2 separate regions of the Homo sapiens genome follow, and region 1 is linked to region 2. Evidence: chromatin loops called from intact Hi-C (ENCODE). Cell type or tissue: PC-3. All regions are shown on one strand. Links, peaks and the distances in the headings refer to the core of each region. The heading gives the core; the rest is flanking DNA.

Region 1 (5,392 bases), core at 231-5,230, 560 kb after region 2:
ACACAGATCCAAAGAATTTTTTCTCAGAAAGGTGACTTAAAATATGGTCACACAAATTTTAGCCAATACCAACTCATCAAGTATGGCCTTGGGGGACGTTCTTTTAAATTCCAAGAGTCCCAGAATCTCCAAAGGTAAAATGCGAAGCATAACATAATGTAAAATATAGCTGTTGGTTCATATAAATCTTTATAGTATACAAATACTTTCACATACACTACCTCAAATAATCCTTTCCTAGCCACATTCTACAAATGAAAAAATCGAGGCCCAGAGAAACTAAGAGAATGTCCACAGATTGGAACCACTATTTGAGGACTTCCTGCCATCACTCCTGATGCTATTATTTATAACTCCTTGATAATGTTTTAACACTTGGGCTGCTAAATTGGATCTAATGTGCGATTAGCACACGTTTTTAAAGTCTGAATGCTTTTAGGCAAACCATGTACTTTCCAGCTCAGTTCAGTCTTCCCACTACTACCAATATTATCAATTCATGTGTGTGTGACATCATCCTGTGTTTATTTTCCTTAGGTAATAGTGATCACCTACTTGAACACTTGGGGTCTTGGCCATTTGTTTTTTCTTAAAAGCCTGATCAATATTCAATAGCAACCATTTTTTAAAAATTCCTCAAAAGAGGCCGGGCGCGGTGGCTCACGCCTGTAATTGCACCACTTTGGGAGGCTGAGGCGGGCGGATCACAAGGTCAGGAGAGCGAGACCATCCAGGCTAATATGGTGAAACCCCGTCTCTATTAAGAATACAAAAAATTAGCCGGGTGTGGCCACTGCACTCCAGCCGGGTGACAGAGAGAGACTCCGTCTCAAGAAAAAAAAAAAAAAAAATTCCTCAAAAGAGTCTATGTGACTTTGTACTGTGATTTATAACCAGATTTACCAAGTGGTTAATTATGATAACCCAAACTTCTTTTGTATTCTTCAAAAAGGCTTTTTGCATACTCTATTTAATGGTGAAACCAAAAAGTGAAAATATAGATGGGCTAGACAGTCTATAAATTAAAAATTATTAGAAATAAAATAATTAACCAGTGTTAAGTTCTACTGATATCTGTAATAATGTATTGTTTCAAGGCAAAATAAATGGAATATTTGGTATATGGATTACGCAATACTTCTTTTCCCCTTGGCATGACATAAAAGATCCATTTATAAGAGACCCATTAATAGTCAAAAATGTTCATTTACAAGAGTAACTCTTAAGTATCTCCTCTTATCCTTGCTCAAAACTCTAAAGACATCTAAGAGTATCTGAAACCATTCTTCTGAGACTGTACCAATAGCAAATGTATTCCACAAATTCTATAAATTTTTAAAAAAGAACTAATCATGTGAATGCCCAAATTATGATGGCAACCCAAAGAACATTCATGGGCACATTTCTGACACTGTTACTTACCATACAAAAATGCACACTTCAATGGCTGGGCACGGCGGCTCACACCTGTAATCCCAGCACTTTGGGAGGCCAAGGCAGGTGGATCACAAAGTCGAGAGATCGAGATCATCTTGGCCAACATGATGAAACCCCATCTCTAGTAAAAATACAAAAATTAGCTGGGCGTGGTGGTGCACGCCTGTAGTCCCAACTACTTGGGAGGCTGAGGCAGGAGAATCGAACCCAGGAGGCAGAGGTTGCAGTGAGCTGAGATCACACCACTGCACTCCAGTCTGGCGACAGAGCGAGACTCTCAAAAAAAAAAAAAAAAAAAAAAAAAAAAAAAAAAGCACACTTCAGTGAACAGTATCTGAATGAGGACTGTATTCTAAAGCTTTCCTTCACAACTATCAATAAGAAATTCACTGACTTCTCAGTGGAATTTTAGTTTCTCAGTCTTAAATTGAAACCCTAAAACGTCCTTCTACTTGTTGCATAAATATAATGGAAAAAATTATTAGCTCACTTAGGCACCTTGAAAACTAGTAGTATGTATTAACAAATGATAATGGTCTAAATTTTTTTTTTTTTTTTTTTTTTTGAGACGGAGCCTCGCTCTGTCGCCCAGGCTGGAGTGCAGTGGCGCGATCTCGGCTCACTGCAAGCTCCGCCTCCCGGGTTCACGCCATTCTCCTGCCTCAGCCTCCCAAGTAGCTGGGACTACAGGCGCCAGCCACTACGCCCGGCTAATTTTTTGTATTTTTAGTAGAGACGGGGTTTCACCGTTTTAGCCGGGATGGTCTCGATCTCCTGACCTCGTGATCCGCCCGCCTCGGCCTCCCAAAGTGCTGGGATTACAGGCGTGAGCCACCGCGCCCGGCCTATTTTTTTTTATAGCATGAAAAGGTTAAAATCATGACCAAGAAGCCCTTTTGAACCTTGCTTAGATAGGTTAGTGTAAAAACCAGCTGGAACAGTCAAAACCTGTTTCCTTTTCCCCCAATTTTTTTAGTTACAAGCAAAATGAGAGCCACTAGAATTATTTTTCAGAAAAATTGCCACCAGGGGGCAGTTTACTTGTAATTAAGGTAAGATTCTAATGTTTCAAAATTTAAGGATGTGATAATTACCAGTAAGTAGAAAATGAACAAAGAATGATTTTATAAACCTGCTTTAAGGTTATTTGAGTATATTAATAGCAAAGATTTAAAAACATGATGCTACTGAAAGCATACTACTACTGTATGTATGTATAACATTATAGCAGCCAAAAAACCATTTCAGAATAAGTAAAATGAACACAAAAACCCAAATAGACTTGTAATAAGTCTCCTTACGTATAACTTTGCCATAATATTAAAAGGCAAACACCACCACCAAAAACCCCTCTGGTAGGTTATTAGGATGTTTACTTTGAAAAATTTTTTTTATTCCCAGCAATATATCCATATAATTAAGAACATAACTAAAAATATAAAATAGCACATATTAAAATATTTTCCTTGAAATGGTTTCAATATTTTTCTTTTGTTTCTTAAAGGGGATGAGGTCTTGCTGTTTTCCAGGCTGGTCTCAAACTCCTGGGCTCAAGCGATTCTCCCACCTCAGCCTCCCAAGTAGTTGGGATTACAGGCGTGCAACCACCATGCACAAAGTCCAGATTCAATATTTTTCCAAGAAATGTTTCTTTTGAAATTAAGGACTGTCCTCAGGACAGGAAAATATAAAGTTCATTAAAAAAATTAATTCAAAATAAGCCCAATAGCACAAGAGCCCAAAAAGGAAGTTTAGCCATCCAGATAAAGTGTTTTTGTTTTTGTTTTTAAAGCCCATTTCTAAACACTTCAAAAGATGAACTACATGCTTTGGATATTACTAAGTTGAACTGCCAAACACAATACTATGAATTCATAGTATCAAGACCCATTATTTTAAAGAAACCTAAGTATATGACTGTATCTTGTATAAATTAATGACAAAAAAAAAGAAATACCTATTTTATTCTGGATTACTACAAGTTTTATTTCTGTGTCTTCAGAGTCTTGGTTTGTTACTTAAGTGGAATGGTCTATTATTGTTGGAACACTAGGCAATAATGGTTGTAAAGCTCCAAATTTGTAGGATTTAAAAAAATGATACAAACTATTTTTTTAAAGTATATAAAATTTTAAAGTAAATCTGTGATTAAATTCACAAACTCACAATCTAATTACTTGATATTTATTAATATTTGTTTTAAGGGCAACTTAATGAAGACAATGGTACTAATATTAAATTTGTCTTAATTTAGTGGCATAGCCCCAACTTACCCCCGCCCCCTTCTTTGGTTAACAGGACTCCCTTCCTTTGCAGAACTTAACTGCCTCCTATTCTGTTTCTGGTGACAGCACCAACCCAAATCCCATATACTCAGGTTTTCAGGGAAAAATAGTTGGATACACGATCTCCACTGGGAGGGAGAGAGTAAAGAGTAGAATGGCAACATCTCTTTCTATAACTTCCCCAAGAGGGAGATGTTTATCTCTGCATTTTCCTGAGGGCAACAATATATGGAGACAAGTCTTCCCTTTACTAAAAAATGTTGGAATTTCCCCCTCCCTTCATAATATATTGCAATAAAATCACGTAAGCCTTTTTCCTATCAGGGCATTACTCTTAATCATTTCCAGTCATCCAACCTAAAAGACCTATGATAATTATCGTTAACGTTTTATATTGATCTTAAAAAGCATCTTAATATGTTAGAGATACATAATTAAAATTTTACTAAGTCATTTAAAATAACATGAAATGATTTAAACCAGGAGAAAGGAAAGTGAATAGGGATGAGGGTAGGGCACATTTGACCATAGCCAAGGATTGTGAGGGCTGGGAGATAAGAATATGGAGGTTCATTACACTATTCTATTTTTGTGCATGTTCAAAATTTGCCATGATAACATACACTTTTAAAAGATCTTTGTTGACACATCACCTGCTTAGACTGATAATTCTCAGGGATCTCAGTGCACCACTTTCTTGGAGTTTCTCCATTCGACCAGCCTTGAGTAATGAAATATTTTTCCCTTCACAAAGCTCAGAATTATTTTATAAACAGCTCCAAATATTTCCATATGCTAAAGGAAAGAGCATTATGAATCAATAATGCATATGTCCCTAAGACCTCACACTACTAAATCTTTAGGAAATCAATTTTCCTAACTCTACTTATTGCATTACCACTTTTCCCCTTATGTACATAACTCATTTACTAATTAATATTTATTCACCTGTCAGAATTGCCTTTATACAACTGATTTCCATAATGCTCTTAGATTACAATCTCCAAATGGACAAGGATTTAACTTCCTTGTACAGTGTATTGCTTAATGCCACTTGTCAAGAAGAGGCAGAAAATTCTAAACACCTATAAGAGAAATATATTTCTCTGTTATCCTGCGTTGACTGATGACTTTGTATATACTGTATGCTGTGAATCATTATAGGGCTATAACTCATCTCTAGAGTATAAATTTCACTAGATTAAAAAAAGTACAGAATCAAGCAAACAGCTGAGGCATCAATGTAATTTTTCTTTCCTTTTTTTTTCCAGTTACACCTTAGATCACATTTTTACCAGTTTCACATCAGACCTCAAAATCATGGCATCTCTATTATTTGTGATGGGCTGAGGATAAGAGGAGTGTGTTCAAATTCACCTTATTCTAACAAAAAGGCAATTAAGCTCAAAGGAAAGCTGATTTCTAACTACAAATGTTCTTAGTTCTTTTGCAAGATAACATTTTTGTATCTGCTAAATTCCAGAGAGATTTTTATTCCACAATTAGATTTTAACATCAATAAAATCTTAGATATAACAATACAGATGAAGGAACAATTGAATTTGCATTGAAATAAATATTAGACATACAAAGCATATACAGTGAAAAAGGGTCACAATAAATTACAAGTAGAGACATTATTTCCCTCAATCACCAAAGAAAGCCCTTGA
Region 2 (5,392 bases), core at 202-5,201:
ATACAGAGGGTTTGGTTTCCAGATAGTTTTGATCTTTATTCAAGGAACCAATGGAATAAAAATCAAAATATCTTGACATACCATTCACTATTGAATACCCTCTCATCATCTAAGCATTAACAAGTATTAATATGCATTAAAATATTGCTGAGAAGCCTTTGGGGTTAGACATTACTTTGTATAGATCTTCACTCTTTTCACAATTTTGGATCAAGGTTTGGCCAGTCTGGCAATCTCCTTGCCAATGTATTTCAGTTTCTGGATCTCTGAGGATATGGAACATGCCCCTACACACACGCACACATTACATACATGACATGTGTGCTTTGAGTTAATAACTATAATATGCAATGCAATATAAAATAGTACTGTAATCACACAGCTTGCATAGCTGATAATATATATGAGAGTAATCCAGTGCTTACACTTGTCCAGTCATTGTGACAAACATATACCTGTATTATTTCTGTCGCAGCTGTAAATGTTCTCATTTTACAGATAAAGAAACCATTGTGACAAACATATACCTGTATTATTTCTGTCACAGCTGTAAATGTCCTCATTTTACAGATAAAGAAACCAAGGCTATTAAGCCAGAAAGTGATGGATACATTATGATCGATGCTGTATAAATAGCAAGAATCTTGCTTCCTTAATTAAGAAAACATTTTTGTGTAGCTCTTGCCGTGTGCCAGGTGCTGTTCATAGCACTTTCATCTATTAATCTAGTCCTCACAACATCCCTTTGAGGTGCTAATTATTCCTGTCTTATAGATGAAGAATCCAAGGTAACAGAGAGGGTAAGTAATTTGGCTGAGAGTACACAGCTTCTAATAGGGGGAGCCAGAATCCTCACTCTTCCTCCAGTATTCATGCTCTAAATCATTCAAGTGACTTCATTCTAACCTCTAGCTTGCCATTAGATAACTCTTCAATAGCACTCATGTTTGTATTGCATAGAATCAAACTAGCCTGTCCGCTGCGGTTTACTTGATCTTTTCTCCAGGTAAGTAAAGGCTGATACTTTGTTCTTCTTTCCTCTCTATCGAACTGTGTACTTCGTCGTGCCTCTGTCTTGAAAGGTGGCTGGTGCCACCAGTACCTCCCTGGACTATTTCCCCCCTCTGCTCCTCACGTCCCCTCCCTTTATGTAATGTGGGGATGCCATGTTCTAGCTGCAGATGGTTTTCTTTATTGCACAAGGTTACCATATGCAACTCGAGATATTGGTGTCCTGTCTCCTCAACAGATTATCACTTTTTATGGAAGGTGATTGTTTCTCATATAGCCTTTGTATTTTGTAAGGGGAAGATACCTAAATATAAATATAAGCTCACATATATCATACCTGTATATATAGAGATAGATATGTAGATATATCTAGATATCTCCTCCTTATATTTGAACTTTTTATTCTGCTTACTTATGAAAAGACATGGGATAGCATGTATGGTGTCTTCCAGCATGATACTCCCACCCTAAATGTTATAGGTATACACACACCAGGAGACTTGTTATCAGTTGACTTATTTCAATGTCTCTCTTGCCTATCTTCCCCACTTCTTCCCTCCCCACTCCCTCCACCTTCTCGCTCTCCATTTCCTAACATATTTATATATGATTATGTCTTTGGGGCATTTATGTAGTAAAATAAAATAATCTGAGGCCATAATCACAATCTCTTTTAATCTGCCCAACTAAAGTCACATATCTTAAAGCATTAGTGCTATTGATTTTTAATCTTTGCTTCTGTTACTCTTTTAAGAATTAAAAAAAAAAAATCCAGTTTGGAAATGATGTTTTTCCTGTCTCTGAATATAAGGCAGCCTTGCCTTGCCTTATAATCCTCATGAGACAGAATTAATATGTAATGTCAGAATAAAAAAATCTATTTGAAAATGGATTCTAAACATATTAAATTGTTTCCACTTGAAGTACAACTTCAGTTCTAGAGTAGAATGTTTAATGTACCTAATATCCTTACTCTCTGGATGCCCTAGAGTTTTTTATAGATTAGATTTTCTAGGTTTAACAGTTTTGTTTCTTGTTCTTTTAATAACTGATTAAAAGCCTTGCAACCTCCAGCTTTTAACTGAACTAGATGTTCAACGTTTTCCCAGCAGATGGCGATCATGAGCTACATTAAAATTTAAGTTGACTGAGGCACTCCATTAAAAGTGGGGAGAGTGTGTGTATACACATATACACATGCATCTATATATGTGTCTATATGCATCCATGTAAACTACATATAGTTTACAGATGACAGAAACCTCCCTTATGACTGTTTTTTACCTAAAATAAATGAAAACGGGAATTTATAACTAATTTGTCTTCACTTCATAGTAAGCCATGCTCTCTGTTGTTGAAAATCTAAGATCCGGAAAGATTAAGAGATTGGGTCATTTACTCAGCCAGCCTGCTCCAAATGAAGACTGATTCTGTGTCCATCTCTACTCCTGAAACTGGAGCTTCATTTGGTGATCTATTTAAATAACTTTCATCAAGCAGTTCATGTTTACATGCTCATGCACAAGCAAATGAGACTGTGGCCCTCTGGGTACCACGGTCTGAGCAAATTCCCTAAATGAAGAAATCTTAAGGAACCCAAAAAGGTGGCCCACAAATTTGACCTGAAGGAAGCTTTTGGAGAGGTGGTAATTTTTGAAATGGGCCTCCAAGGATTATTTTACCAGTTGGAGGAGAGCAGACATCATTGTAGGGAAAAAGAATAGACAAAATAGAACAGATGTGATGGCTCACACCTGTAATCCCAGTATTTTGGGAGACCAAGGTGGGAGGATCATTGAGCCCAGGAGTTTGAGACCAGCCTGGGGGAACATAGGGGGAGACTCCATCTCTGTAAATAATTTTTAAAAATTAGCTGGATGTGGTAGCATGCACCTGTGGTCCCAGCTACTCAGGAGGCCTAAGGCAGGGAGAATTGCCTGAGCCCAGGAGACTGAGGCTGCTGTGAGCTGTGAAAGTACCACTGCACTCCAGCCTGGGTGACAGAGTGAGACCCTGTCTCAAGGTAAAAATAAATAAATATATAAATAACACAGGGATCTTTGTGACCAAGCTGTTTTTCTGAAGTGTTTCCATTAACTGTGATCATAGGAGGACTGTAGGATTTTTAATATAGAGAGCCAGGGTTATATCACTTCTTTCTTGATCTCAGATTCTATTCTTTGTTAAAATCAGCTGGGATTAGGGTTCAGAAGTTGTGATTTACTGCCATTAAAACCACTCTAGTGAGGCAAGTTTCAGCGTGTCAGACCACAGATTCTTCCAGAATGTTACCCTGGCTTTAAATTGAGCAAATACAGTCCTAGGGTTCATCCATTGTCTTCTTCCTTACCTGCTTTAACTGAGACATGCTGTTTATGCAATCTATTTTTTATGTGATTGGAATCTATTTTTACGTAGACCATAATATTGGACTTAGCATGTCATTATTGGACTTAGCATGTCAGACAGTGAATCTTTAAACTGTGAGGGTCGTTTTCACATCTTTTATTTTTTAAGAACAGAATTTTCCAAGCAAACATTGCCTGAATCATAATATATATAATTGACGAAAGCAGGACTGCTTTGGCTGGAGTAAGAGTAGAGAGGAGATCCAAACTGGCTTTCCCCTCAGCCTCCACCTTGCCCTCGTGGGTGCTCCAGGCAGGGCTTGTTGTGACTCTGAGGATCCACTAAGCACAGTTTGAAAACCATGTATTACATTTGTATGTGGACTTTTAGAAAACAAATTCCTCAAAAGATCAGTACATCATTGTGCCCGTATGCAAGATGTTTCTGAACATATTTGAATTGATATGTCATTGCCACATTAATGGTAGTATTATATTCACAACATTCAAAATGTAAAAGATTTGTAAAGTTTTTCCTAAAATAATAATTTAGTACAAAATAAGAGGAAATGTTATAATAGGATTAAGGTTATACTTTTAAATGCTGCTCTCTGCCTCTTGTTCCTCCAATGTTTGTTCAAACTGGTAATTCAGTTTTTAAAACTAAGTTGAATCCTTATTCCTTTGGGTAGTGTAACTCCTAGCATAAGCTGAAAAAAATATCCAAATAGACCAAAAATATACAACAAGGCATTTATCCTTTGGTTGTGATGCTTAGTTACTCAGGTATGTTACTACCCAGCACACTGAGCACTAGAATGTGCTGCCTTCACTCTTGGGGAACACTATGGGAAGGAGGATATGGAAAGTGAAAAAGCCCACCGGCTATTGTTATCCCTATTGACAGTCATCTCGAGATGAGAGGATTTAGGACTTTTAAATCTATCTATAAAATATAATTATCAGCTCTGTTCCAAAACTGTACTGTTTGAGCTCCAATACTTGCATTCATATGGTAAGCTTTTCAGGACATTTCTAAAAATTTTAACACTGAGAGTTGTTTCACGAATCAGTTGCCGACACATCTATTTTGTTTATTTTTTCTTTTGCTGTTACTAAATAAATCAAGAGGTGACATTGATTAGTAGGAAGGCCTAACTTGTTCAGGAATAAGAAAGCTCACATGGTTAGAATGCAGATGGGATTATCATATGGGATATTTCAGTTGTCTTGACTCACTTTGCGAAGAATTGCAGGTTCACATTGGGCATTGTGGACAGTAACACCTCTTAGTCTCTTTTTGTCACCACTTGAGAGAATTTACAGTGGTCTCATTCTTTAGACAACAAACTTGACCTGTTTTATCTCACCCTCGTTCTTTTGAAAGGTAGTCAACATATTAGGACTCATAATTTTAGATTGGGAAACCACTTATAGTGTCAGCCTATATTTTTTAAATCAGAATTTGTTTTTTTTTTTTTTTTTTGAGACGGAGTCTCACTCTGTTGCCAGGCTAAAGTGCAGTGTCGGCTCAGTGCAACCTCCGCCTCCTGGGTTCAAGCGATTCTCCTCCCTCAGCCTCCTGAATAGCTGGGACTACAGGCGCCCGCCACCACACCCAGCCAAATTTTTGTATTTTTAGTAGAGACGGGGTTTCACCATGTTGGCCAGGATGGTCTCGATCTCCTGACCTCGTGATCCACCCCCCCTTGGCCTCCCAAAGTGCTGGGATTACAGGCCTGAGCCACCGTGCCTGGCCTAAATCAGGTTTTTAAATTAAAATTTTGTATTTCCTCAAGAAGAATTGTAAATAACAGAATAATTATGAAGTTCCTTGTTTCATTGGCAGGGGTTTCTCTGAAATTTCTCACCTTTGATCTGTCACTTTAATATATCAGGAGCCAGGGTGATATCACTTCTTTTTGGTCTGAGCTTCTATTCTTTGTTAAAATTTGTTTACTTTTATTCTAACTTATTTCTAAGACACATAAATTATGTTTTGTCTCATATTCATACTATGCTACTAGATTCCT

Evidence for each region. A loop is a pair of places that touch in the nucleus more often than their neighbours do. Peaks named below come from ENCODE experiments on the same cell type or tissue, not always from the same donor. Only the 100,000 strongest peaks of a DNase experiment are listed, where the experiment ranks them.
Region 1: it touches region 2 in a loop (5-fold over the local background); 12 of 110 quality-filtered maps call a loop at or near these places.

Annotation. Positions count from the first base shown.
Region 1 is chr4:41,960,363-41,965,754 of GRCh38, reverse strand. TMEM33 (transmembrane protein 33) reads right to left here. Exons shown (of 7, transcript NM_018126.3): 7 at 4,952-5,392. Among named protein-coding and RNA genes, the nearest start is that of DCAF4L1, 19 kb to the left of the region's middle. In PC-3, for the core only: a CTCF peak has its summit at 2,472 (motif pointing right); no DNase peak of the experiment used is centred there.
Region 2 is chr4:42,516,745-42,522,136 of GRCh38, reverse strand. All of the region lies in intron 22 of ATP8A1 (ATPase phospholipid transporting 8A1), which reads left to right. Among named protein-coding and RNA genes, the nearest start is that of SHISA3, 120 kb to the right of the region's middle. In PC-3, for the core only: a CTCF peak has its summit at 2,120 (motif pointing right); a DNase peak (open chromatin) is centred at 2,126.